Regions from separate parts of the Mus musculus genome. Here all the other regions are linked to region 1. The links are chromatin loops, found by intact Hi-C in ENCODE. Cell type or tissue: heart. All regions are shown on one strand. Each heading gives the region's core, and the rest is flanking DNA. Links, peaks and the distances in the headings are about the cores only.

What was found. A loop is a pair of places that touch in the nucleus more often than their neighbours do. Peaks named below come from ENCODE experiments on the same cell type or tissue, not always from the same donor. Only the 100,000 strongest peaks of a DNase experiment are listed, where the experiment ranks them.
Region 2: it touches region 1 in a loop (4-fold over the local background); 6 of 42 quality-filtered maps call a loop at or near these places.
Region 3: it touches region 1 in a loop (6-fold over the local background); 23 of 42 quality-filtered maps call a loop at or near these places.
Region 4: it touches region 1 in a loop (2.1-fold over the local background); 2 of 42 quality-filtered maps call a loop at or near these places.

Annotation. Positions count from the first base shown.
Region 1 is chr13:91,457,083-91,465,382 of GRCm38, forward strand. It overlaps Ssbp2 (single-stranded DNA binding protein 2), which reads left to right and starts at 4,015. Exons shown (of 17, transcript NM_024272.4): 1 at 4,015-4,166. The coding sequence starts at 4,105. In heart, for the core only: a CTCF peak has its summit at 6,221; DNase peaks (open chromatin) are centred at 3,729, 3,859 and 4,959; H3K4me3 peaks cover 2,486 bases; H3K27ac peaks cover 2,179 bases.
Region 2 is chr13:91,694,896-91,699,895 of GRCm38, forward strand. All of the region lies in intron 16 of Ssbp2 (single-stranded DNA binding protein 2), which reads left to right. Among named protein-coding and RNA genes, the nearest start is that of Gm22778, 26 kb to the right of the region's middle. In heart, for the core only: a CTCF peak has its summit at 2,356 (motif pointing left); a DNase peak (open chromatin) is centred at 1,456.
Region 3 is chr13:91,631,376-91,636,375 of GRCm38, forward strand. The region is part of intron 4 of Ssbp2 (single-stranded DNA binding protein 2); the gene reads left to right. Among named protein-coding and RNA genes, the nearest start is that of Gm22778, 89 kb to the right of the region's middle. In heart, for the core only: no CTCF peak of the experiment used is centred there; no DNase peak of the experiment used is centred there.
Region 4 is chr13:91,162,820-91,171,119 of GRCm38, forward strand. All of the region lies in intron 2 of Atg10 (autophagy related 10), which reads right to left. Among named protein-coding and RNA genes, the nearest start is that of Atg10, 57 kb to the right of the region's middle. In heart, for the core only: no CTCF peak of the experiment used is centred there; no DNase peak of the experiment used is centred there; H3K27ac peaks cover 2,400 bases.

The DNA.
Region 1 (8,300 bases), core at 3,301-8,300:
CCAAAAGTGTAAAGGCTCCATTGTGGGTGGCTAAGCTGGTCAGTATTCCCTATTCAAATTCAATTTTCCTAAAATTAATTAACCACTTAATCTTTCAAAATGTATTATGATTCTTTACTTTATGAACCTTTCTTTCCTTCTTTCTTTCTCTCTTTCTTTCCTTTCTTTTCTTTTCTTTTTTCTTTTTTGGTTCTTCAAGACAGGGTTTCTCTGTATAGCCCTAGCTGTCCTGGAACTCACTCTGTAGATCAGGCTGGCCTCGAACTCAGAAATCCGCCTGCCTCTGCCTCTGGAGTGCGCCACCACGCCCGGCTTTTATGAAGCTTTCAATTTCCAATCTCTTCCTTCTCTTCTCAAAAGTGAGAACAAGACACCTGGTCTTCAACCCTGTGTCTGGGATCTCAAATTTGGCTCTGAATATGTGTTTCAAATCTCATTAATTACAATATTGGTCCCAAGAGGTACAGCTGCAAAGAACACTCTTTGTACTCAAAATAATTTGAACAAGGGCAAAGAAGCATTTTATTTACATGTGTAAACATTAAGGGAAAAGCAGTACAGGAAGGCTCAGGTAGCTGCTGAGAGTTTTAATGATAATTGATTCGGTTACTTAAGCTTCAAGGTCACCACATATATGCACATATTCATATAAAAGTCACTTATATTTCTTGGATGCTATCACTCTTGCAGCGGTAATTCTGGCATCAATTTGGCAAGTTCTGAACTAAGACCTTTTAACATTTTATTCTTTCCAGATACTAAGACCATATTGTTCTGAATCCTATATCTTATTATGCAGATCTGTAATTTAGTTTTTAAATATCAGAAAATATGCCAGTACCCACAGGACTTTCTAATGAAACAAATTTGGTGAAAAAAACCAATCACATGAACACATTACAATAATAGACAGCAAATAGTATCTCCAATTTTCCTTCTTCATTTTCTTTTCTCTTTAGAATACATCAGGGCAAGCTGCAACTCTTTGTGGTCCTGTGTTATCAGAACACAACACCTACAACCAGACATTGTCATCCTGTTAGCGACTGTTGGCCTGGGGGTAGACAGTCAAGTGCATAATAAAGATAACTAAGTGCCTTACAGGAGGAGGGTCATCTGCAACATACCAGAACTACCTAAACGCCTTGCTTAAGATGGGATTGGCCATCTAAAGTAAGCAGCCCTAGCTATATGTCAGAATCCTTTGGAAGCTAGCAATTGTAAGTGCTTGGGTCCTACTCAAGGTCGATTGGTCATTCTGTACGCAAACAAACACAGGCAGGAGAATCTCAACACCACTTAAAGAAGAATGGCTCAGTGTTTTGTTTCCTTTTGACAGCACAAAGTCCATTTTTGGTTTCAATGGGAATCTTTCCCTTTTCCAGGTGTAGGAAAAGGGTAAGCTCCTTGTCACACATAGAAACACTTGCAAAGTGAGAGTTACATGGCAAGGCAACCTCTCCCCCCCCCCCTCTCAAAAGGGTGTTCTGTGCCTCCCCCCCCCCCAAATGACCTATTAAGTAGCAGTACACCTAGTCAAGCTGGCTTCTATCTTTTATCCCTGACAGCAGGTGGTGACTGTATCTCATTCCATCAGTGGGTGCTTGATTTACTTACAGTCTGACTCCATCCTATCCTCTAACTGGTATGGAGAGAAGGTCAGGAAATATAGGTCCTTGTGACTTTAACTATCTTTGGTAGGAAAAAAAACAAAACAAAACAAACAAACCGTTTCTGACTCAGTTGTGGACCTGGAGGGAGTTCAGCAGTTGCCAGAGGTCTCTTCCTGAAAGTATTCTGAGCACTGCCACACATGCAGTGTTCCATGGGTGGAGCAGAGCCTTAAGATGGTAAACATTTTCTGACTTAAAGCTAACAGCAGATCAAAGAATAACAGCTCCACAAGGCTAGCCTTGGAGGTAATGTTTGGGAATGGTGGCAACTTTATACATATTTGAGCATTTTAGCAAGTTTCTTTTTTTTTTTGAAAGAGTGGATTGCTGGCTGGCTCAGACCCATTTCTTCTAGGTCTTCACAGTCCATGAATGTAATGTTTCAAGCACCAAATCCCTGCAGATTATTAGAACCAGAAGGGAGGACATGTACGTCGTGTAGCTCAGCCACCATTGTGGGTCATTTAAAACAGAAAATAAAATTACAGTTTGAAATGGCAAATTATTTCTCTTTGGAATTAATCTAGTTAAGCCAATGTCACCTTGTATACTTTCTTTATACTCACTTCTTTTACTGGCGTAATTATTGTCTATTCTATAGAAATGTATATTTTTAAAAGCCATGCCTGCCCTCCATTATTTTTGTCATGCTCATGCCTCCTCCATTGGACTGTTTCTTCTATTCTTTTTCCCTCTTTTTATAGTTTACTTTCCACCTTCATTTCCCTCAAAAACAGTGGAAGTCCGTCCTCTTTATTTCCCCCAGTCTTTGATTGATGCTCAGTTGCCAGCCCGTTTTGATTCTCTCCCTCTGTCTCACTCACTGCCCTTCTTTAACCTTCTGCTGTTTTATTTCTGTCACTTGCTATCAGAACCCACAAACTCCATTTCTTTCCTTTCCATCTATCTCTGCATCTCCATATGCATTTTTATGATCCTACTGCTAAATGCTTAAAGCTGTGTGCAATAGAAAGGTATGCTTCCTCATTTGAATGTTATTTCCTTTCCTTAGCATAACCGTTACTCCTCTATTCATGCTTTTCTGAGGTCTCCATGTCCTACCCCAATGGCACCTCTCTTCCCCTGTCACCTCCCATTTGAAGCTCATCTCTTCTCTCAACCGGATTTCTACTCTGTCTGATTTTACAGCCAAGGATCTTTAACAAAATAAAGGATGGAGTCTATCAGAAACCAGGTTGCGTGTGTCTTGAGAAACTTTTGCGCATTCACTGAAATGAGATTAGGGACTTGGATCCAAAAATATTCTCCGGGAGTTTTCAGCTTGGGCACAGCTTTGCACATCTTGGGCTCTGCGGCCTATTCTGCTGGGCAAATACAGGGATGTCTTTCAGGGCCTTCTCTGAATCTTTCCAGTCCAAGGGTCAAATTGAAATGACATTGCCCATCCAAACTATAAAAGCAGGCCGAGTAGAGAATGCCTGGGCCCCTGGTCTGCTGCAGGTCTGTGCAGAGTACTGGGGAGGTAGGGACCCAGGCCTTGGGCCACTGCGGTCCCACGAGTCGGTCTCTTGACCTCTTTGGGAAGGGGAGGGGGTGTAGTCCCCTCTTAGACAGGAGGCAGACGCCAGGGAGGGTGGTCCTTTGGGATTCAGGGCTTGACTTCAGAGCCGGCGACAGCACCTCAGCGGGCGCCCCAATGGGAGGCACGGTGCCTCCCAGGGAGAGACAGAGGTTCGCTCAGTCCTTGAGCCAGAAGGTCGAGGGTTCAGAGCGGGCGTCCCCGGCCTGCTGGCCCTCCGGGAACGGGATTGGGGCGACACCCCAGACAGGAGGGATGAGATCAACCGCGGGTACGGACCCGGGGTGCCTGGCCGGAGAGGAGCGGGAGAGGAGGTTGGCGGGACCCCGGCGCCGGGTCCGCGGGTCCGCCTGTGGACTCGCCGGGCGCCCCGAAGTCTGGGGCCGCCGCGACTCCCGTTCCGCAGTCGCTGCCAGGCACTCCAGGCCGCACTTTCCCCTCCTCCCCGCGCCTTCTCTCCAGTGAGGAGCCGGGCGCGGGCGGCGCGGGGGGCGGGGCGGCGGCGGAGGGAACAGCCAGTTGTTTAAAATCCTTCTAGAGCAGTTTCTAATTCCCCCCTAGCGCCCGGGTTCGGAGGGGGAGGGGGGAAGGAGAGCGGGAGGGGGAGCGCGGCGGAGAGGGAAGGAGGGAGGGAGGGAGGGAGCGGGAGAGGGAGGGAGGGAGGGAGGAGACTGCCGCTTAGGCCGAGCCGCCGCCGCGCGCTCCGGCAGGCCGGAGGGAGGGGAGGCCTGTCAGTCTCGCGCGTTGCCAGGGCGAGGAGGGCGGAGCTCTGGCGTGGGGCGGCCAATGGTGGGGGTGGCTGCGTGGGTCGCCATGGGGACGGGGCTGTTCCCGGGGAGGCTGTGATGGGTTGACAGGTGCGTGACAGTGGGAGCTGCTCTCGGCACAAGCATGTACGGCAAAGGCAAGAGTAACAGCAGCGCCGTCCCGTCCGACAGCCAGGCCCGGGAGAAGTGAGTGTCTCCGCGCCGCAGCCACCTCCGCCTTCGCACGCGCGCACACTCGCGCACGCACTCGCACTCTCCGGGAACCGCAGCCACACGGCCGCCCCGCCGCGGGGGAGCCGGGGGTGGGCTGCAGGGGGAGGCGCGGGGCGGGGGCGCGCGGCTCCGGGGAGCGGCCGCCTGCCTCCACGGGGGAGCCCCCCGGGTGGGTGGCCGCGGGCAGCGGGCGGCGGGAGGGACGCGCGTGGCGGGGGGACGGCGGCGGCGGGGATGGAAACTTGTTTGGGTGGTTGAGGGGAACCACCCGCGGCTTCACCTCCTCGCAAAGTAACTTTGGAGCTGTGGTCCAGGACGGCCGGGCCGCGGCGCGCGGCGGGCCTGGGGGGCGCGGGCTGCGGGGCGGCCGGGGTCCGGCGGGGCCGCGGCGGGGGCCCGCGAGCGTGGAGAGGGGAGAGGACGGCGGGCCGGGCGGGCGGAAGCGGGGCCCCGCGGGGCGCGGAGGGCAAGTGCGGGCGTGGGCCGGGCGGGCGGGCGGGCGCAGAGACGCGGGTCCGCGGGTTCTCCCGGCGCAGGCCGAGCTGGCTGGCGGGCGGGTCCGGGGCGGCGGGGGAAGTTTGGGAGTGGGAGCGCCGAGTTCCCGGAGGGAGAGTGTGTGCTGGCCCGCGCGGGGTCGGTCGCGAGAGCTTGGCGCTCCTGCCTCCCGCCGCACACCGGCTCGGCGGCGGCCCCAGAACTTTTTGAGACTTGCGGTGTCCCCGGGGGTTGGTGGCCGCGGGCGCGGAGGGCAGGTCCCGTGGGCCGTGGCGGCGCCGCGAGGAGGGCTGCCCGCGGTGTGGACCCGACGCGGGTCGGCGTGGGGGCTGCGGCAGAGATGCTGGGCACAAGCCGCTCCGCTGGGTCGTGGGGGATACAGGTGGTAACTTCGGTGGGAACCCGGAGGACGTTGGGGAGCCGAGGTGCCACGGTCGCGGCACGCTGCGGAGCAGGCTAGTTGGCTGCTATTCTTGTGTACTTGTAACGGCGATTTGGTTGTTACTAAAATGAGAGCGAATAGTGACTCTGACACCGAGGAAGAACCCTCCCCCCCCCCCTTTTTCCTATGTGCAGATGTTCAGACTGATTCCCTGTACTGGGTCTGCTGGGGGCGGGGGGGGGGCGTCAAGCTTATCCTTGTCATTGAACATACTGTCTTGCTGAGGGGACTCAGGCTGGGGGAGAGCAAGTCCTTCTCAGAGGTACTCTGGGTCTCTTGCATACAAAAACAGCTTGGTAAATAAAAAAATCCAAATGTGTAGGCTACGGAGTTTACCCCCCTTGCTTAGGCAGTTAGTCATACCCTTGAAAGTTTGTTGTGCCCCAGGGAGGGGAACATGTTCTAATCTTTGTGTTGGCAGCAATACACACACAATTCCCATAGGGTTTAGAGGTGGCAGGCCCTGATGTAGGAAAACAAAACACAACAACAACAACAACAACAACAACATTAATGGAGAGATGTTTTTGATTCCTTCACCCCTGGTATTTTAAAGATCTTGCTGTGACAAGGAATATAAAAAACATACAGTGTTTATTGCCTGGTTAAGAAACTGTAGTTACTGGACTTGGAGTTCTAAAATATTACTGTGTGCTTATTAATCATTTGGCTGTAATATATCTGATAAAAACATCTGGAGGAGGATGCTTTAATGTTTATAAAATACCCGAATTTCACAGTTTGAGGAGTGAAAGGAATTGTATGTGATTCATTGAAAACAGAATCTTGTTGGGGGTTGACTGAATTTGGTATTAATTTGGGTTTTAGCTGGACTCCCATGAATAGCTGATATTCAGCCTAGTCGATTCCTTGGTCTCATGACTTTAAAAAAACAAAAATAAAATTGATTTTCAGTGCAGAGACGACAAGGGAGTTAGATTTGGTATGTTTTGGTCCTTTCCAGCTCTAATTCTGATTCTGTCACAAAAACAAGTAATTGCCACTTTACTCTCATCTGCCAAACTGAACACCAAGGAACATCATTCTTAGGAGCAAAGCGACGAGGGCTCGGCTAGATGGTGCTGTTTGATTTAAATATCTTTCTTCCATTTACTACAATTGGCAGTCGAGTTCTTAACTCGTTTTGCCTTGTGGACTAGACAGGTGAAGAAGCCACTTGAGTTGACAGTGGCTGTCTGAGTTTATTGTTTCTGCGTTAATTTCTAGCAGATCTAAGACAAACATTGAAGAACACCCTATTTTTATAGAATCAATGTCATGGGAGAGTTGATGTGATCACTGTTGTTTCTGTTTACTGATATCAGTATATTGATTGCAGAAGATGGGAAACTTAAAGTTGCCATTAAACGTATGGGGACGGATTTTTGTTTTTAATTTTGAAGGAAGCAGATTTGAAGAGTTAGCCAAGATAAATAATTCTCTAGTAAGCAACTTAAGACCGTTCCAGTCTTAAAAGTCACAATTAGTTTATATTTTAGTAATAAGTATGAGTATATCTTTATAAAACAGTTTTGCAGAATGAGTTGTGAGTAATGGCAAAGACGGAGTGAACATACTAGCTTTATAATCAAGAGTGTGTTTTCTCACACAGCTTCACAAAGGGAAAGCTGGCAGTCACTTACCTGAATTTAAGTCTTTGCTTTGTCTTGCAATAAGAAGTTACTATATAAAGTATTTGAAATTAATCCATGGCTTGTATAATTTATAAAATTTTGTTTTGTAATTCTGAACATAAAAATTGGCTAGGGTCAGGTTAATTGTGTGTTTTGTTGTTTTACAAAATAAACAGGTTAAGCCTACTCAGAGGTTTGCAAAAGGTTTAATTAGGGAGAGTGATTGAACAACCCTGGAGGAAGGTGGGCTGTTCGCATAGAAATTTTAATTCTGATCCTGATAGATTATTGCCACTGGCTTTAGTACTTCCCTTATAGCACTGACCACGATAATCAGTGTTTCTTTTGAGTAGGGAACAATACTTTTTATTTCTCTCTTAAGGTGGTTTTTTGTTTTTGTTTTTTTGTTTTTGTTTCTTTTACATTAAGAACCCTGTCTTCTAATACTGGAAGTTGCAGTTTCTTGGTGATGGATATGCCAGACTCAAAGGAATCTTTGCAGTGTGAAAAGTTCTCATTGTAAGGACATTCAAGGTTGAGTTCTATATTCTTTAGCATGGTTTTATTTAAAAAAAAAAAAAAATCCTGAACAGGAATCCAGAGAAGAACTGTTGTGTTTGCCACAGTGTATGCCAACTCTGTGTGGAGAGGTTCATCATGTTTATTTTCTCTTTATTCATATTTCTTCTTGTTCTCCCAATAATTCTGATAGGTGGCTTTTTTCCTTCTCCCTTTATGTAACAAGACAGATTCCCTGTCTGATTAAGTAACTACCCAGGGATAAGATGCTAGAAAGTAGGAGAGCTGTGCTTTCAACCAAGGTTTCTCCAGCTTTTGCACTTGTCATTGAAACTGAAAGATACAGTTTCAATGACCAGGTTACCTTCTCTATCTAGGATAGAGTGTCACCGATTTAGGAAACAGTATTACATAATCAGATATAACAGCATCAGGATTTTGTCAGCTGTGTAATCTTGACCAAGCTGCATCCTTGGGCTTATAACTTTCCATGTTGGCAGGTTGCAAGTATGTATGTGGTGTGGAAGAAGGCAGAGAAAATATTTAGAGATGGAAGTTAGAATCCTAAAATAAAGAAGAATCCTTGTCTCTTGAGACTTTCCATTTTGTTTGATCACTGACAATTTCAAATTAAGTATAATAGTTGTGAGCAGTTTATGAAATATGTTTAAGCCACACCACTAAAGAACTAGTGATAAGCCAATACATACTGATACATTTATTTATTTATTTATCTGGGTCTCGTGTGGCCCAGACAAGCCTGAAACTCCCAATGAAGCAAGGATGCCCTTCAACTTTCACCCTCCTGCCTGCCTCTAGCTCAGTGCTGGAATTATGGGCGTGTATCACCACACCCATTTTTATGTGGTGCTGGGCAGGCTCAGTACCAACCGAGCTACAGCCTCAGCTTCTCATTTGTTAACATTCTGTTAGGATACTGAAGAAGAATTTGCTAGGAATTGAAGATGGGCATGAGAGACACATGGTAAACAGTAACTTTTATCAAGGAGTTATTGA
Region 2 (5,000 bases), core at 1-5,000, 230 kb after region 1:
AAAACAAATGTTGCAGAGCCCAAGTGAGCTTTATCAGTGTATGACCCATGGATCTGTCAGGACAAAAGGCACACATGCTTGCCACCATGCTGTCTGACTCAGCGTTTGCCAAAGCTGCCAGGTCTGGAGGTGGACATCACGGCTAATAGCATTCGACTTTAGTGCAGAGTGATGCCCAACATGGAGTCCAGAGTTTGATGTTCTGTGGATTCCTTTGCTTCTTGGTCTCAACCTATAGTCTCCATTAGAAATGAGGCTGCCCCTGAATGTAGGCTAGAAAAAGGGTTTTTTTTTCTTCTGCTCTCTAATTTGCTTTATATGATTAGTAGGACAAAGAAGGTAGATAAAATTACATGAGATAGCCTAGCCATCAGTGAGTAAGCAAGAAAAATCAGGAGACAGCTCAGGGTTTAAGCCACATGTGAGATTACAAGAGGCATTATTTTAGGACCATGGTCTCTGTTTCCCCTGGAACAAGGACAAGCCAGTCATTTTTAATGTTCACTTTATCTAATAAAACACATTTATCTCCTTTTGTATTCCAGAGTGAGGAGCATAGCATGTGTGTCAGTCAGGAGTACAGTTCTGCTAACAGATGATCACAGGGGACTAACATGTATGCATTCTGTAGTACACTGTTGACAGCAAAGGGGTGAAGTAAACTGTGGATTAAAAATAGAGCCTTATGTAATAGAATACCACTCTGTTGAACAACTCTGACCAAACCAGAGGACAGTGTGTTAAGTGACATAAAAGACACAAAAAGCCAGCACTGAGTGGCTCACTCTGACAGAATCTGTTCAAATGCTGGTCATGATGGGCCCCTTGAACGTCCCACTTGCAACCTGAAGCACGTAGGTGGAAAACAGACAGACAAATCAAGCACTTACTAGTAACAAATCATAAAGAAATGCATTTTAAAACGGTTTTTGATGTGCACTTTCTTATAATTTATTAAACACAAGATCTAATGAAATGTTCTCTGTGTGTATGAGAGTGGATGTATGAGAGAGAGAGAGAGAGAGAGAGAGAGAGAGAGAGAGAGAGAGAGACCAAGTGTATGTTCTTTGTGTAGTTCTGGCTGTCCTAGAAATTCTGTTTGGACTAGGCTGGCCTTGAACTCACAGAGCTCTGTATGCCTTTGCCTCCGGAATGCTGTCTTGTGTGTTTTATGTAAAGAGGCTTTCGCTGAATGCTTGTTACTTCAGGACATAGAGAATCTGATTTTTTTCAGAGTTGAATGGTTTTTATTTTACAGTCATCAACATAAAAACGTATTTCACATACATATGTGATAAGAGATAGCTGGCGTAGTTTAGGACCATCTCATAAGTTGTTGGAAGTCTGTCAAAATCAGCCTGGCCTGGCCTGGCTGCCCTGAACTCAGAGGAGCTTCAGTGCCAAGTAAAACTACAGGGTGGAGTTGAAAACCAGGCTCTCTGAAGCTCCTCCTTCCCTCTCTTGCCCCAGAAGGAGAGTTCACAAAAGGGAAAAGAGCTGAGAGCAGCCAGAGACACTGCATCCCCTTCCTGGTTGATGGTTAGAGACTGAGCACAGTGGGGTGTGGCAAGGGTGATTGATGGCTACCACAGTCTAGAAAGAAGTGCTCAGTCCTAATGACTACTTGGTCCTCTGGTCTGTCCAGTAAGGAGAGTTCACCTACTGCAGCTGGTATCTTTGTCATCTGTGGCTTGCTTTCTATTACCACAGTTTTTACTGTATAAGGATGTCATACAATATGTTTGCTCAAATCTGTCCCTTCAATCCTTCCCCTCCAATTCTTTCCTGTCCCCCTCCCCCACTTCTCCCTGCCAGTTCCATGTGTTCTGTTGTGGAGTCCATTGAGTACACTTCGTGTTGCCTGTATATAAATGCCACCACACTTTTTTGTTTATTTTAAAGTAGACCAAGCAGTGAACGGAGAGAGGACAATAGAGAAAAAGATTCTGTGCTTACAAGCACGGGTTTAAGGACAAAGTAGCTATCTCCAGTGACTTTATTTGTACCTTAACTAAGAAAATGAGGAACTATTTAGTGAACTCAAAAATACCAGCTTGACAGTCCAGAGTCTGGAGTTTAAGGCACAGAACTAGACGCTTGTGTGTTTAGCAGTCTGCCCTTGGAGGCTGCCATTCTCTCCCTAGAGGTTAAACCAAAAGGCCAGAGAATGAGGAAACAACTGTTCAGTGCTTGCTGTATACTAGATAGTAACCCATTCTCTCCCGACATGCTGCTTGACTTAATTACATCAAGACAAACATGCCAAAATCCACAAAGCTAGCACTGCGAACATGATCGACAGGGCCAAGTGAACAAAACAAGTCTCCTTTCAAGAATCAAAGCTGCCCCCTAGTGTTCACAGGCTGTAAATACTTATTTTAGGTGGTGCAGATACAGAAATAGCTCAAAGAAAGCAGTTGGATTGATTTGGAAGAATGTTTTCCTGTGGCCTTAGTCTATAACCAGATTAGCAGATGTGCTATTAGTACCACAGTTGCAATAGTGGCATGCTACCTTGCCTGTCCTGTCCACTGCTGCTATTGTTGGGAAACAATGGAAGCCCAAGTTTAAGTGGTCACATAAGCATTAAGTTATTTCATGTTATATTCAGAGGAACATAACTACTCTTTATTTCTCATTAAGAAAACAGAATATTTATAGAAACAGACTTGGAAAGTGTTGTGATCTAAAGTATCCTTCAAGCAGACGTAGTGACTATGTTTAATGGATGCTGTAGAATAGTAGCTAGGTGGTAGAAGGAAAAGACTCTAAAAGTTCATACTAGGACCTGCTATCTCAAAGTATATTTTAAAAAACAGACAAAATAGGTATATATTTAAAATAACATTTTGGTTCTACTTTTTTCCCCTTAAGCCAAATGAGAGTGCTGTCAATATCTACAGGGCCATTTTACCCTCCTAGGAGAGCCAGGCTGGCTGAATAGTTGCCGACAGTAAGACCTGACGTCACAGCATTGTGGTATAAAGCTTACAGTGTGTCGTTGTATATCGATGCAACAGCACAGCACAGACACTGACCTGAGTCCACACCGTACACCAGGAAGAGTGTCTCTCACAGTCACCTGGCGGCCAGTTCGGCACTCACATCTCCTTTCTTCTGGGAAGTGTGAGCCACGCCCTCAGTGCCCTGAAGAAGGGATCCATGGGAATGCTGCTTCTGCTTGTCCTTGGGAGCTTTCCTAGAACTTTATAATTCCCTTTAGAGGCGTTTTCCTGAAAGTGTCTCAGTAATAGAAACTGGCAGTGAGCAGTCCATAGCCTTACAGGAACTTGTGACACATTCCTAGGGGTGCCCGGGCAGGAGTGTGTCCTTCACTCTGCAGTTGTGTGTGCTACTCAGTAGTTAGTCCTTATGAGGTTCTAGTGAACTCTGAGTTTGATTTCATGGAGCTGTTGCCTGACCCTCGGTTCCTCGACACCTAATAGCTTTCTCTCAGTTTCTTTTATGGGCAAAGTGACTTCTTCTAACTTCCTGATATATCCACAGTGTTTTTCTTTTCTGTAAGATTTCTCAAGACATTTTATATACCACATTTTAACAAGGACTCCTGTAAAGGGCTTATAGCAGCTAATAAACACTTGATCACAGAGCATGTGAACATGAGCATCATTAGATGACATATATTAGAATGAAAATATCTATAATGTGCTCTAATGTCATGTGATACATGAGTGGGCTGCAATGATGCTTAGGAAGAAAGCACTGTAGAACACCAGATTGCCCAGACTACATATTCAGTGGAAGGTTGTCTGGAGTTTTACCCAGAGATTTCTGGAAGCACCCCTCCCTCGCGCACCCCCTTCCCACAGGGAGCCATCCTACCTCCAGGTTTTAGTCATTGACACAGCACCACTCTGCAAAGCCTTTATTTTGAAACAATGCAGGTGACCTATCCATGCTAAACACGTGGGAATTTTTACTTCTGAACTTTTCGGTAGCTACATTTCAAAAGCTTAGAGGCCACATGTGAGTGGGACCTGTGATGCGGCCAGGACAGATTAGAATGCCCATCAGCACAGGTTCTGCTGGACCACATGAGGATAATCCTGTTCTTACATCAGCTACAGGACTGTGGAAAGCATGCCTTCAACTTCGCTGTACCCATTTTGCTGTAGAGGTGCACCCTCATCTTTCCTTATTGCTTGTCCTTGTCTCTGAATATCGCTGTGTTCTATACTTTATATATAACTATAAATATATGTATCCATGTATATGCATGTATGTATATGTATACCGTGTGACTGATATTTAGTCCCAGGCTGAGGTCACTGGTGACGTGAAACCTTGTGTGTCACGTTGCCATGGAGTTGAGTGTGCACATTTCAGCACAGGGAATTCCTTATATACAATGGGGGCAGTGGTTTTGTTTTGACTTGCTTTTTTTCATCCTGCCCTCCCTTTTTTTGAGTTGAATACATTTTTTATTCATTGAGATTATAATACAATTACATCATTTCCCTCTGCTCTTTCTTATTGCTCGGTGTTCCCTACCATCCAACATAGGAGTCAGTTAAGCTACTTAACTAACTTAGCTTCTTCCTTCTACTAAAACAGAACTCAAGGCTAAATAAATTCTCCTTGATATAGCCAGTGTTAAAGGCTGAACAGCACCCCTGTGGCCCAGCCACCCTTCCCCAGCCTCACCTCCGCCTGTGGCTCTCTACATTTACTCTAGAGGACTGCCAGCTGAGCCCTGCACATGTTGCTCACCCACCTGGGGAGCTCTTCCCACTGCCATTCACCTGAACATCCTGCCCTGCTGTATGTAGCCCAGCCCAGCTTGCTGGGATTCCTCCACTTTCTCCTTTCTACCAACTTTATAGCCACAGGTCTCTTATTGGATTCTTCAGTGTGGAGCCTATCCTTTGGACTTTACCCATGTCTCATCCTGAGAGGTGCTGTCTCTGTTGAGATGGTCAGGAGCTGTGCTGTGCTCAGTGGTGGCCTCAGCCAAGTCACTTGTCAATCTCATCATACTG
Region 3 (5,000 bases), core at 1-5,000, 170 kb after region 1:
TGTGTTGTGAAAGTAGATGCTGGGTACTGCTGGGAAGGACAATAGGTAGGTCGGGGCTCTGGCTCAGGACAGGAGAGAGCACAGAATGCATGGCAGTGCCATAGTGAAGCCCATGGCTGCCAGACAGTGATTTACAGCACAGTCACAGCCACGCCATGCTGCAGTTTGCCAACACTTGGCTTCAGCTCTTTTGACCTTTCCTATTGTCACGTGCTCCCATGCTGCCCACGCTACCACATACTTCCTCTCCCTCCACGTGGCAGTGGGTGACATCCTGACTACCTTTGAGCACTCATCACTAGCCCTTCCTGGCTTTCTTCAAGTGCACCTTCCCCTCTGTAACTTTCACCACGCTGATGCTTACACGTGAGTCTAATCATCTGTCTTCTTTTAAGACTGTGATTGTCTCTGAGAACAGAGTCAGCTTACTATAGCCTTACACATATGTTGCATGTAAAGTTTGTTGTGTATTAATTCATGGATGAGTGAGAAACATCAAGTCAAAAATTGAATTAAAATATGTGTACAAACCTAAGGCACCTCAGTATTTAATCTTCCATTCTTATATTTGAATTCTGGGCTCATTTGATTTTGAGATGGATATTTAGGTGGCCTGGAAAACTATGTAGGTCAGGCTATACCTAAACTCAATGATCCTCCTGCCTCTGCCTCCCAAGTACTAAGAATACTAACGTACTTCACCACACCTGGCTTTTGAGCCATTTTTATATTGAAAAAAAGAGCAATATTTAAGTTTCTATTTCAAAAATCTTCCATCCAAGCGTATTTCAGTGTTTCCCTAGAACTGTACTAAAGGAACTTGGTCCACTTCTAGGAAGGAAAGTCATCGCTTTAAGGATGAAGACTTTTTAGCATGAGAGTATCATAAAACATGTGCTACAGTGATAAAGACAGGCTCAAGGCCTTGTAAGCAGTTCGAGTGGCAGTCTGAGGGAGGAGAGCAGACTAGCCCCCAGTGGGACAGCTTCAGGGACGGCATCCCTCTAGGGTAGGATTGGATAGCTCTGTCTTTAGAAGGCACATCAGCTTCTGCCCTGGGCTTCCTAAGCAGCATCGCGAGGAAGAGCCATGGTTACCGTAGGTCACAGGCACAGAGGGTTAGGAAGAGAACCATACATTTCGGTAAATTAAGTTTTAACCACTGCCCCACAAGAGTCTGCGTTTAAAACAACTCATTATTACACTTAAGAACCCTTAAACCTAATCAAACCAAACCACAAACAACAAAACCCCTTTATTTTTGTGTTCTAAAAGGGAGAACCAATTATTGGCAGAATTTCCTGTTTTCTGTTGGGTTTATTTTATTTTGTATAGATATGATCTATTTTTAGGCACTTTGTTAAAGTAATTTAAAACTATCTTTTAAAAGTATTACACAGATTAAAAAGCTCCCTACGAAGTTGTCCTTTATCTGTGTGTGTGTGTTTTTTTTTTTTTTTTTATGTGCTAAACTATAGTGCTTCTTGGTTGTGCTCCATGAAGCAATTAAATAGTTTAAAAATGCAGTATCCGAGATAAGCAGTTACTCTCCATATTGAGAGAAAAGATGGGGCACCTGCTTGGGAGTGAGAGCAGGCTCAGTGATCTAGTTACTGTTTCAGCTTGTGGTGAACAGAAACAAGTGTCTTATTTACTAATTCATCGTCACATTGTGCCTTTCTCTATGCTGTCTGCTCTACCCCTTTAAATAAACAGTTTGCTTTTTTTTTTTTTAAACTAAGTAATAAGATTTTGGCTCAAGCTATTCTTGGGTTCCTTTTTGATGTGTACTAACTTTATTAAAAGATAAAATGTTCTAAATACCTTTAAAATATTCAGTGATAGAAATCTTCCAAGTTATAATAAAATGATTCAAATTTTTGCTTTAAAAATCCATTAAATTCTGCTTGATCATGTTCACTGATTTGTTCTGGGTAAAACTTGAAATAGCTTATTAGTTTATATGCTTTTTTAGATCCATGCTAACAGTGTTGTTAAGGGAAAATCTATATTTGAGAACTGTTAGCTTTAGATTTTTTCCTATGAATTTAATATTTGTATATATCAAAAAGAAAATCGTTTTTGAGTTTTTTGTTTGTTTGATTTTTTAAAATATCTTGTAGCTTGTGGTCTTGCTGTGTAGCACAGGCTGACCTTGAATTCTCAGCACCCTCTTTGTCTTCCTAAGTGCTGGCTTATGGGCAGGCTCTGCCATACCCGACAGAAGTCCCATCTTATGTCATGGTAAGCTAAGGTGTGAGTGATATATTAGGATTCCTTCTTGGAAAAAGATTAGTATTGAAATACAAATGCCAGGCATTTATTTCCTGCTATTGGTGGAGAGCTGCAGCTCCATAGCTGTCCTCTCTAAGACAGAGACTTTACAGAAGAGCTTCTTCAGTACAAGGGCTGTGGGAGTCGTTTTTAGAATGAATGTGTCTTGGACTCTAAGACAAGGATGATGGAATAAGTAGATGAAAGAAATCCTGCAGGACACCTTGGTTAGGAAGTATGTGTACCGTGGAGATCTTAACAGCATGCACATGTAGAGATCTGTGCAAGTGATCGCCATTGTTGTGATGGTGATGGTGGTGGTGGTTGTCCTCATTGTCATTGTGGTTTAGGGTGACTGATGGAAGACCTGTATTACAGGCAGACATAGCAAAATATAGGTAGAATAACTATTGGTATCCAGGGACGAGCTGCCGCTTGTATGGGCTCCAGTAGAATCTAGCTTTCTACTGTTTCTCTCTGAACTAATGTGAAGAAAGAACTGTAGGATACTAGTTTGGGCCTCTGGAACACTCAACATTAGTCAGGTAAGAAAGGAGCCAACCTAGAGAAGTAGACACTCTTCCAGTGATGTAAATAAAGGAAGCACTGTTTCAGCTCAGGGCCTGTTCACTCTGCAACAGGACATATGGCCAAATAGGCACCGTCAGCACGCTGACAGGATGTGAATTCCAAACGTGTGTGTGTTTGTGCTTCCTGCCGTAGGACTGTGGAGTCTAGACAGGATTGGTGGATCGTTCATTACCAGTCAGAGTTTTTACTTTGTAGAGGAGCAGAAAGGAGGTTAGAGACCCAGGGGACAGCTCGGAAGGAGATGTGTTTTGTGGCATCTTCTTCCCTCTTCCCTCTGCCGCTGTCCCTGCAGAATGAAGAGAACCTGAGCAAGATGCAAAGCCAGTTATAGAACGATGACAGCAGAGAGCAGCCAAAGCATGCAGTTTATATGGAATTTATTTTTCTTTACTTATTCTTAAGCAGGAGATTGATTTTAATGAAAATTATATAATTAGGGAATAGATAGTCGAAACCAGGTTAACTACATTGAATTCCAAAGATCTTTAGAGTTACCTTCTAAATGTCCTTTGAACAATATTTTTCAGAAGTAGTCATTTTGAGATGTAGATGTGTTAGTTTTCATTTCCTCCCAGAGTTCCTTTCAGATTTGAAAACCAGTCTACCTCCATCCACAACAGGCATTTCCAACAGACCCAGAAGCTTAAGACCCTCCCAGGCTGTTCACTTGCAGTTGGTACAGCAGAAGTGTAGGTTTTCTACACTTGGGTCTGTGCCCCATTTCACAGAGGTGACATTCCTGTGTGAGTCTTCTGGGCAAGAGCTGACAGAGGCAGAAGGAGAAATGGACGAGCAATAGTTGATATATGAAGGAACGAATAAGAACTGGAAATTAGAGAATGTTCAAAGACAAAGTCAGCAAAGAAAAGAGAATGTTGATGTTTTATTAGTGGAAAATCCTAAGCACATACTATTTAACATCCTCCTGGGTGCTGGAGGTGTATAACATGGCATACCTTGGCTATAGTCGGGAAACTGAAATTTAGAAACTAAAACATCCAACCATGTGTGAATTAAATTAAAAGTGTCTTTGCTGACATCTACAAGGCTAGATATTATTCTCATTTTATTTCCTAATTCATCTAGTCAGTATAATTTTGGTTTCTAGTTATTTCCATTAATCAGCAAAATAAAATTGTATTTTGACGATTCAAAAAAGGTACTGAATACCAATATTAGACCTTGCAGATACCAACAAAGGTAAAGTCAACGTAAACGTATTGCTTTGTATTCTTCATTATTAGAAAACAGAATAGAGTTCGATTAGTTATATGAGATGTTTGAAAATGGATGATAAAGTTTAACACGTAGAAGAAAAATATTGTTTTAAAATAAACAGTAAAATAGAAAAAAAGGCAAACTAGTAATCAATTTGTGGAAAGATAATGAAGAGAAGGATAATGTACTTCAGGATTAAAAAACCAAAACTGTTGAGCCAGTCCCCCAGTGGTGGGCAACGTTTGTGAGGTGGTGGAGAGACTGCTGCTGGGCGCCCTGTGGAGGTGCAGTTTATGATTTATCTGTACACTGGGAACTATTTATCTACATTATTTGGCATCAGACTTCTAACAGCAAGGCCTAGGAAGGGACCAGGCCTCTTCCCTCACTCTCCATCGAGAGAACTCTGCTTTGTAAAACCTGGAAGATTGATTGAAGAGAGCATGTTACTGGAAGGCTGTTCCTCAGGTGGAACTCTCTCCTCAGGAGGGAAAGACAGACTTCAGTCTCCCTGCAGTTTGCTCAACTCTAAAGGGAGGGCCTTGTAAAGGATGTGAAAGTGAAGTGAACATGGAGAAAGTTAGGTGTGCCAGTGAAGTGAAAGGTCTGGAAAATCTTCAATGAGCAAATTCACACCTAAGTCGGGGATATAAAAGGAACAATGACTGTAGTTCTTTCAGAAACACTCTTATATCCAAGGAAGCTGTTTTGCTTTGTTTTGCTGGTTTTGGTTTTGGTTTGGTTTTGCTGGTTTCGGTTTTGGTTTGGTTTTGCTGTTCCTTTTTTTGTTTTGTTTTGGTTTGGTTTGTTTTTTAGACAGGGCCTCACTATGTAACCCTGGCTGGCCTAGAACTTGGTATGTAGACCAGGGTGGCCCTGATCTCACAAAGATCTGCCTGTCTCTATCTTCTAGATGC
Region 4 (8,300 bases), core at 1,942-6,941, 300 kb before region 1:
GAGCTGGAGAAGTTTGGAAGGGAGGGGCAGGATGAGAAGAGCCACAGGTAGTTGTGATACTGAGGAAGCCTGGGGGCCAGCATGCTCTTGGGTATGCTCCTAATGTGCTGCTGTAGACACCACAGGTACCATTTGCTTCTTTTGAACCTGACACCCCAGGGGTCTGGGATCTAGACCTAGAGGGAGCAAAGCCCAGGATGACCCCCAATGCTCTGTGACTAGAATGGTTCTGAGAGCATGAAGTGCACGAAGCTCTGCAAATAACTCCCTTCCCCCTTTCAGTTTTTGGAATAACCCTTGTAGGTATGAGCTGTAATGAAGCAAATGCCTGGGTTTCACCATATTTTTCCAGTAGCATGGTTTGAAGCCTACTTACAGCTTTCAATTTTCAATTCCATTCAACACAGAGAACTCCAGCCCGGCTGAGAACTCCAGTGCTGTGCTCTTATACAGACAAGCCTGTCTCCTGCTCCCTTTCCTGACAGGACTCTGGAACTACCAAGTTCACCTTCTTGTCATCTCCAGAACTTTCCCAGCTTTCTGGACAGGCAGGAGAACCACACCTCTCTGAGCCCGTCCTTAGAGGTCAAAGCACAGCAAGAACTCTGGTCCCAGAGAAGAGGGAGTAGGTGAAAACCAGTCCCCTGTCCATAAAAAAAAAAAAAGGGGGGGAAGTTACCCAGTGCAACCTCGGAACAGAATCTGGGGAAAGAATGCTTGCTTAAGTAAGTGGACCTAAGCTGAAATTCCACCGCCTGCACATGGTTTTTAAAGGATGGTTACATATTAGATGATGCTAACTAACGCTCTTCTTGGACAAAACACTGAGAAGAGTTTAAAGCTCACTTGGTCCCAACCTCCACACAAGCACTTTAACTCAGGCTTCTGCAACGTTAGGTTTTACAATTAAGCATTTTCTTTCCTCTCTCTCTCTCTCTCTCTCTCTCTCTCTCTCTCTCTCTCTCTCTCTCTGTCTCTCTCTCTCTCTTTTTAATAATGTTTTGTTTTCAGGTTTTCCAACTTGCCCATTTTGAAGTTTCAATTTCTAGTTCATAGATGTGGGACCTCCGTGTGTGCCCTCATACTTTTTATTATATTAAGCAATTTCGTTTGTGCTCCCAGAGCATTTCGGCTTATTTGTGCCAGAGGAATGGCCGATGGTGTTATAACCGATTCGGGGCCTACTGGAGAAAACGAATTTTTTCTCTCTGGTCCTGCTTCCAATTTAAGTTTGTAAAGATTTTACCATATTTTGTCTGTTTACCCTCACTGAAATGTTCTCAAAGGTTTGGCTTTGCCTTTCTAATATCAGAGACTTAAAGGGGAAAAAAAGCATACAGATTGCTCAAGCTCTGATCACACCGCCTTTTCTTTACATTTAAAGTTACTCAGAATCTGACTCCTTTCATCATTAGGACTTAGACAATAGTTAATTTTATTCTTTATTACATTGAAAGAAATGATAATTCTAATAAAAGAAAATAACCAGGTTGCCAAGCACCATCCATACACAGCAGGATGGACGATTCACTAAGCTGCCCAGCCTTTAAGGGAATGAAAGGCCCCTGAGCTTTGACAGCTTAACTCTTCAGAGAAAGGTCTTGCTCTAAGAGAAGGATAGGGTAGAGAAGGTGAGAATGTCCTCTCTGGGATGCGTGCAGTGCCGAAAGAGGAAATGCCTTGAAAACTTAAAATAACACAGAGATCCCCGGGGTAGTACTGGAGGCTAGGTTATCCTAGCCAACACATCTTTTAAGCTCAGTGGTGAACCTGTCCTTGCCCTGTTCTGATGTGTAATAAAACTTACAGGCATCTCTTTCCCTCCCCCTCTCTCTGGGGAAGAGGGGTGTGTGGGTGTTTGCACATGGAAACCTCCCCAGGTATCTGGTCTCTGTACCTAGACGTCCCTCTTCTTACAAGGACACGGGTCACAACAGATTCAGGACCTGTCCTAATCTAGTGTGACCTTATTTTAATCTTGACCACATCTGTCAAGGCTATATTTTTAAACAAAGTCACCAATACAAAACCCATGGGCTTAGGTGACGGTGGGAGAGGGGACAGTCTATAAAGGAAAGGCAGGCAGAATGGGAGAAAGACAGCCCCATATCCTGCACCAAACATAGGCATCTGTCTCAGAAAAACACCCAAACTGCAACTGCTCCAGCCTGAGATTCAGGCCACAGTCTCAGAGACGTTCTGGAAACCAAAATGACACTAGCCAAAAATAGAGCAGAGGGTACCAGCAGCTATTAAAGGGGACTGTACTCTAGGTTAAGGCCTGCTTCCTAACCCACGGATACTGCGAGACTAAAGAGCCAAAAAGAGCACTTAACATTCACTGACTGAAAGAGTGCCAGTGTCAGAGAGGAAGGACAGACAGGGGAAACAGACAGAGAGGAGAGGAGGCTAGGATCTGCTGCATTTCGTGTGTGTGTGTGTGTGTGTGTGTGTGTGTGTGTGTGTCTCCCTCCCTCTCTCTCTTTGGATATAACAAAAGTTTCTTGACATATTTCCCAGCATGAGTCACAGTCTCTGCCCTTCAAGTCATTTCCACTCCAAGTCTGTGCATGTTTAAAGCTCTGGCACTGACTCTCTTCTCCTTCCATATGAATCAGCGCTCAGTAGCAGTGTCTCAAGGAGACAACCTTCAGCAGTGGAGAACGGAAGGCCAGGCAGATGTGCTGCATCAGCAGCAGCTGAGCCCCTCACAAAGCACAGGCTGCGAGCTTCACCGAGTCCCACAGTGTCCATGTTCTCACCTCATGGGCTACTCGTGTCCTCCGACTACTGTGCGCCACACAGACCAAACCAACTGATGAGCATAAAGTTAGTCATGTCTTTCCCTAAAACGTCTATGCATTTGAAATTCATATAAATGGGGGAATGTACTCGTATCATACAAAACACTCTGCTAAGTATTCCTTTGGCCTATGGACCATGAAATAAAACACTAGATTTATCTCCCCCACGTTAAATAGCTAAAACTCTAACAAACAAAAATAAAAGTATGAAGAAGGTGTTTTCTGACCTTTCATACAGACCACGCATGGCAGTGATCTCTGGGAGAAACGCAATAAGCAACCAGACTCCAGAAGTGCCCAGCTCGCAAAGTCAGAGGCAGCAAAGCCAAACAGAGCCCTAGAGTCACTGGCTCTATAGAGGCAGCGTTCTGAGTTGAGGAAACAGGGAGTCAACTGTGGACAGAGTGCACGCACGGCAGCCACTGAGAGGGAACTCTGGCGACCGAGAAGAGCACGCTGCGTCTCCCTGAGTAGTGTTCACGCAGGCATGTAAGGAAACTACTAGAGCCTGGGAATCACAGGCAGATGAAGTATGCAACCTAATCCTCAGAGCCCACACAGGGCCGGAGTCTTTCATATGCCCAGCTGCGTCCCGACACGCACGGCAGTGAACAGCATCCTCGGCATACCTCAGCGGTGGTCCAAATGAGACCTAATCTAAAGGCTGGTTGAGACCTGCCCCACTATATCTTAAAAACAGTCCCTGAAAGAATCAAACTGATTGCCAGGGGAAAGGAGGAACCAGGAAATGGGAAAAGTTGGTCACCAGAGTTTTCGTTGGGCGGGAATGATAGCTGTCGCCTTGCGCAATAAGGTGACTGTAACTAAAACCATCCTTGCAGACTTCAGTGTGGCTAAAGGGGACTGTAAATCTTCTCACCACCAAAAACTGATAAGGACTCGAAGTGAGGGGTATGTTAATCATCCCAATCCAACCGTTACACGATAAAGACCTGCAATGAACCTTCCAAATGAAAGCACACCACAATATAAGCACAAAACAAGAGAGTTTCCAAAGGAAAAAGGAGAGACAGAGACAGAGACAGAGAGACAAAGAGACAGAGAGATCAGCTCCTGGAATTCTCAGTGCATCTTTTTGTGGAAATGGGGTAATGGGGTATTCAGCATAAACTAACATCTAGAATCCAATAAAAAAAAAAAATGAACAGGCATGCCCAGAAGACCCAAAACCTGACTGAAATAATAAGAAAAAAAGTCAGTGAACAAAATGGAACAGAAATGTACAGTGGATGGAATTAAGCACAGCGGCGTGAGAACAGCTATCAGGAAGCCCTTCAGTGGCTCCTCAAAGGGGGGGGGGGGAATGACAATAATGAACAAAAAAAGACAAATACAGACAGTGGCTCAGGGGACTAGGGAGCCGGCTAACTGGTGAGAGTACTTACTAAGCAAGCTTGGACCCCAGCCCTGCATCGTGCCTGGGTCTGCAGCCTAGCACCAAGGGGACTCACTAAGCCAGAGGAGCATCAGTGCTTTCTGGAGAGGGAATCCAGCAAAACTGCAAGCTCCCGGTTCATTCAGAGGTCCTGTCTCAAGGACTAAGGCAGAGAGCCAGTGCTCTCCCGTGCCTAAGTTAAACTTCTAACGATTAAAAAACAATTAAGCATCTGAACTGAAAGCTATACTACTACATAAAATCAACAGCTTATTTATAAGTCCAGAAGAAAATCTTACTAAACCTCAGGACTTAACAACAGAAACTAACAGGGATGACAGGGGAAGGCAGAGAAAGCCACCATTTGTATTTTGTCCAGTTTTGAGCCAGTTAAGGGCTTGGAGAGCCAATTAAGCTAAGAGCAAATGAATTTCATTTTCCTATCTCTAATCGCTGTTAACAGAAAGAAAAGAGCTGAACTTACAATGACTAGATCTGGTTTGTACTCTCAGTTCTTCCTGGGGTCTTCTGCAGACCCAGTTACTGTAAAGTCTCTCGAGTTTGAAAGGCTTGCTACTCCATATCTGTTTGAACAAGAGGCTGTGTCTACGGCAAATGCCCCCAAACACTGCTCCCTTCAATGTGACCAGAAGCCATCTGTGTGTCCAGAAGTACTTGCTATCTGCCTACTACGCCCTGGGACCCAGCAAAGCCACAGGGGCCAGACGCTGGAGACCAGATAAGATCTTGACAGAATGCAGAAAATGGATACTGAACATTAATGTTATCATTTCAGGCAGTAATAACTTGCAGTGGAAACAATTAGGACATGAACCAAATCAGAGAACAGCACATGCATGAAGTCTTACCTAATATTACGCCATATTGATACAGCCTGAAGCCTGAAATAGAAATAACAGTGGCTGGAAAGTTATGGGAAGAACTGTCTCAGACAGCAGGAGACAGTGCCTCTGGGAAGTAGAGTTGTAACAGACCAAAATGAAGCTAACACTCAAGCAAAGTGTTAACTAAAGAAAAGCAAGTACAGGCCGAGAAGAGCTGGTGCAAAGGTCCTGTAGCCAGAAGGAGCAGACATGGAGAGTCAGATCATGTACAGATATATTGGTCACAACAAGGAATTTAGATTATTCCCATTTTATTCTAAGTGCTAATGGTGAAATTACTCCAAAATCAAATCATTGGGTCACAAAGTACCATTTCTTCCTCAACAAATAAAACTTTAAAGGAAAAAAATCTATACTTTAATTACACAAAGACAAAACTCATTAAAGGGTAGTGTATTTTCTTCCAGTGTGCTTTGAATGTGACTTCTTTAAATTAGTTTTCAACCCCACCGTAAAAACAACTGTGAAGCCTACTTCTTTCCTATAAGTATATTATGCCATAAAAATGAATGTTGTATCACAAATACTTAACTGCAGTTCAGAGAAGGAAGCCTGGCACTCCAGTGCACATCAGGGAGATGACAGCTAATAGGGATATATTACATACTTGATGCCTAGAGAGGACACTGAACATCTGTGTCACAGAGGAAGGGTAACTGAGGACCACATCTGGCAGCTACTCTCATTACAGCGCATCTGCACACACTCACAGTACACCCCGTAAGCATGTTCCATCATGTACCAACTGAAAACAGCCACACGTTATCATGAGACTTTCTACATGGCAGGCAACAGCTGTATACAGCTGCACATGGATGGCTCTGACGTTCACAGTGAGTACAAACTGTTCACTATTTGTGTCTTTGTGAGTAAAGTCTTCTCCCCTCATAATCTGAGGAAAACAAAAAAACAAAAAACCTTGATTGCTTTAATGTTTCTGACATACACTGCTAAGATTTTTTTCTAGGTCTCCCTTCCAGCTCGACCACACATGTGAGAAAATGCCTGTTCTGCTGCCCTTGGGTGTGGCAATTTTCTTCATTGTGATTGTTTTATTGATCTGGAGTTCCCTTCCTCTTGTTAGCCTGGGTGAGAAGTGGCATTCCGATGCTGCTGTGGCTTCCCCTTCCTCTGCTCTCAGCGTCCATGTGAGCTGTGCAGCCCACTGGAGAATCAATCACCTGAAAGGACCCAGGCGCGACCCAAGACCCTCACTCAAACACTAACCCTGACCAGCCGAGTGTCAGGCACATTAGTCAAGCTACCGTCTAAGCCCACCCAGCTGCAGGCAAATGCCACCAGGTGACTTTAGACAGTACCACAAGAAAAGGAAGCATCCCCAACCAGGAAACAGAGACAGACACAGAGAGACACAGAGACAGAGACGAAGGCAGACTGACTGACAGACTCTTTTTGGTTCTAGATGAAGTTCTGGGGATACAATCTAAGTCTTATAAGTGTTAGGCAGCCATTCTTCTGCTGAGCTACATCCCCAGCCCCAGCAAGGCATCCCTGGCCCATGAACTCTATATTCTCTTCTAGGAACTGTCTGCTTCCCTGCTACTGTATGCTTGCTCACTCTTCTATTGGGGCACTAAGGCTTTAGGAATGAATCCAAGCAGCACTGAAGGTGCTAATCTTCATCTGTAGGACTTCTAACACAGATTTGCGCTTTTATTTTTATTATAAACTAGTCATAAATACTTTAAAACTTTCTAGCAGTTTATTTGAAGCTTTAAGGAAATCTTTTCTCCGTGCACAAAGGCTCACCCCTGTAACCTGCCACGTGGGAGGCAGAGACAAGAAGACCACTATGACTTAGCAAGTTTGCAAGGATGCATGGGGAGAGTTCCGGAGCAGCCCGGACTACAGATAGCCCACCTTTAAGGAGAGAGGGACAGATTGCTTATTACTGATCTATTTTCTTACAGCGTTTCTCTTACGGTTCATTAGAAGGTGGCTCCCACTTATTCTCACACCACCCTTCTTACTTAGAAGAAGCTTAAAAACATGACTCTAGCTCAGCAACTCAGCAGCACGTTTAGAGCATTACACAGGCATGGCGGGTCCACCCGCACACCGCCACATCTCCATTCAGTCCTGAACCCAAGTAGGAAACACTGTGGGGCCACCTTGGACTGCTGAGCTAAGGAAAGCCTTAGATAAATGCTTCCCCTTTCAGCTCACGGCAGACTGCTTCACTTCATAGTTGTCTGCAGATCCTGAAACAGTGACGAGCCAGGCACCAGAAGAAACTCCACAACACGCGTTCGAGAGGCTTCCCCTCCTCTGCCCTGCAACTGTGCACAAGGAGCACTTTACACCCTGAGACTGTTTTTGAAATACCTGCACACCAATCTCTACCCTGACCTTAACGGCAACACAGGCTAAGGCACTTCATACCCGTTCTCATTTAGGATGGCCTGCCTATTGCTATGGCAGCCAAAAAAAAAAAAAAAAAAAAGGTTTAACATGTAAGTAAACACTGAAAAGGAAAGATGAAAATTACACTAATGAGTTGACAGAAAAAGTAGCATAAGACAAAATAAATGAAATAATAAAAATAAATAAGAAAAGTGAGTCACATAAAACCCAGTTTAATCCAGAAACATGCAAGTGCATTGGGCGTCACTACCGAGGGAATTCTAGACAAAACCACTAGGACAGTTCTACCTCAGAAAGCTATAGCAGGACTAGAGATTGAGCTCCAGGCTGCATGCACACTGTCCAGACTCTACCACCAAGCCACACTCAAGGCTCCAGGAAAACTATTGATGGAACAATAAAGAACAAACTGAGGAGGAAATCCATCATAATTACCTTGACCTACATCAGACAACAGTCAACAGAAAGCAACCAACACCTGGGCCCAATGATTTTTTTTAAAACTCTTAAGAAAATTAAAAAATAAATTTAACTATTAATTAAAAATTTAAAAAATACAAATTTTTAATTTCATAAAGAAAAACTAATAAAAATTATAACAATATGCCTTACTAGGTAAAGGTGCTTGCTGTTAGGGCCGATAGCCTGAATATAAATTGATCCCCAGAACCTACATGTTAGAGGGAGAGAACTTACCCCAGCAAACTGTCCTCTGACCTTCACACATCTACTATGGTACACGCACACACACACTTACACACACACTTAAGTAATTCACTAGCAAAATAATGTAATAAAATATCTACAATA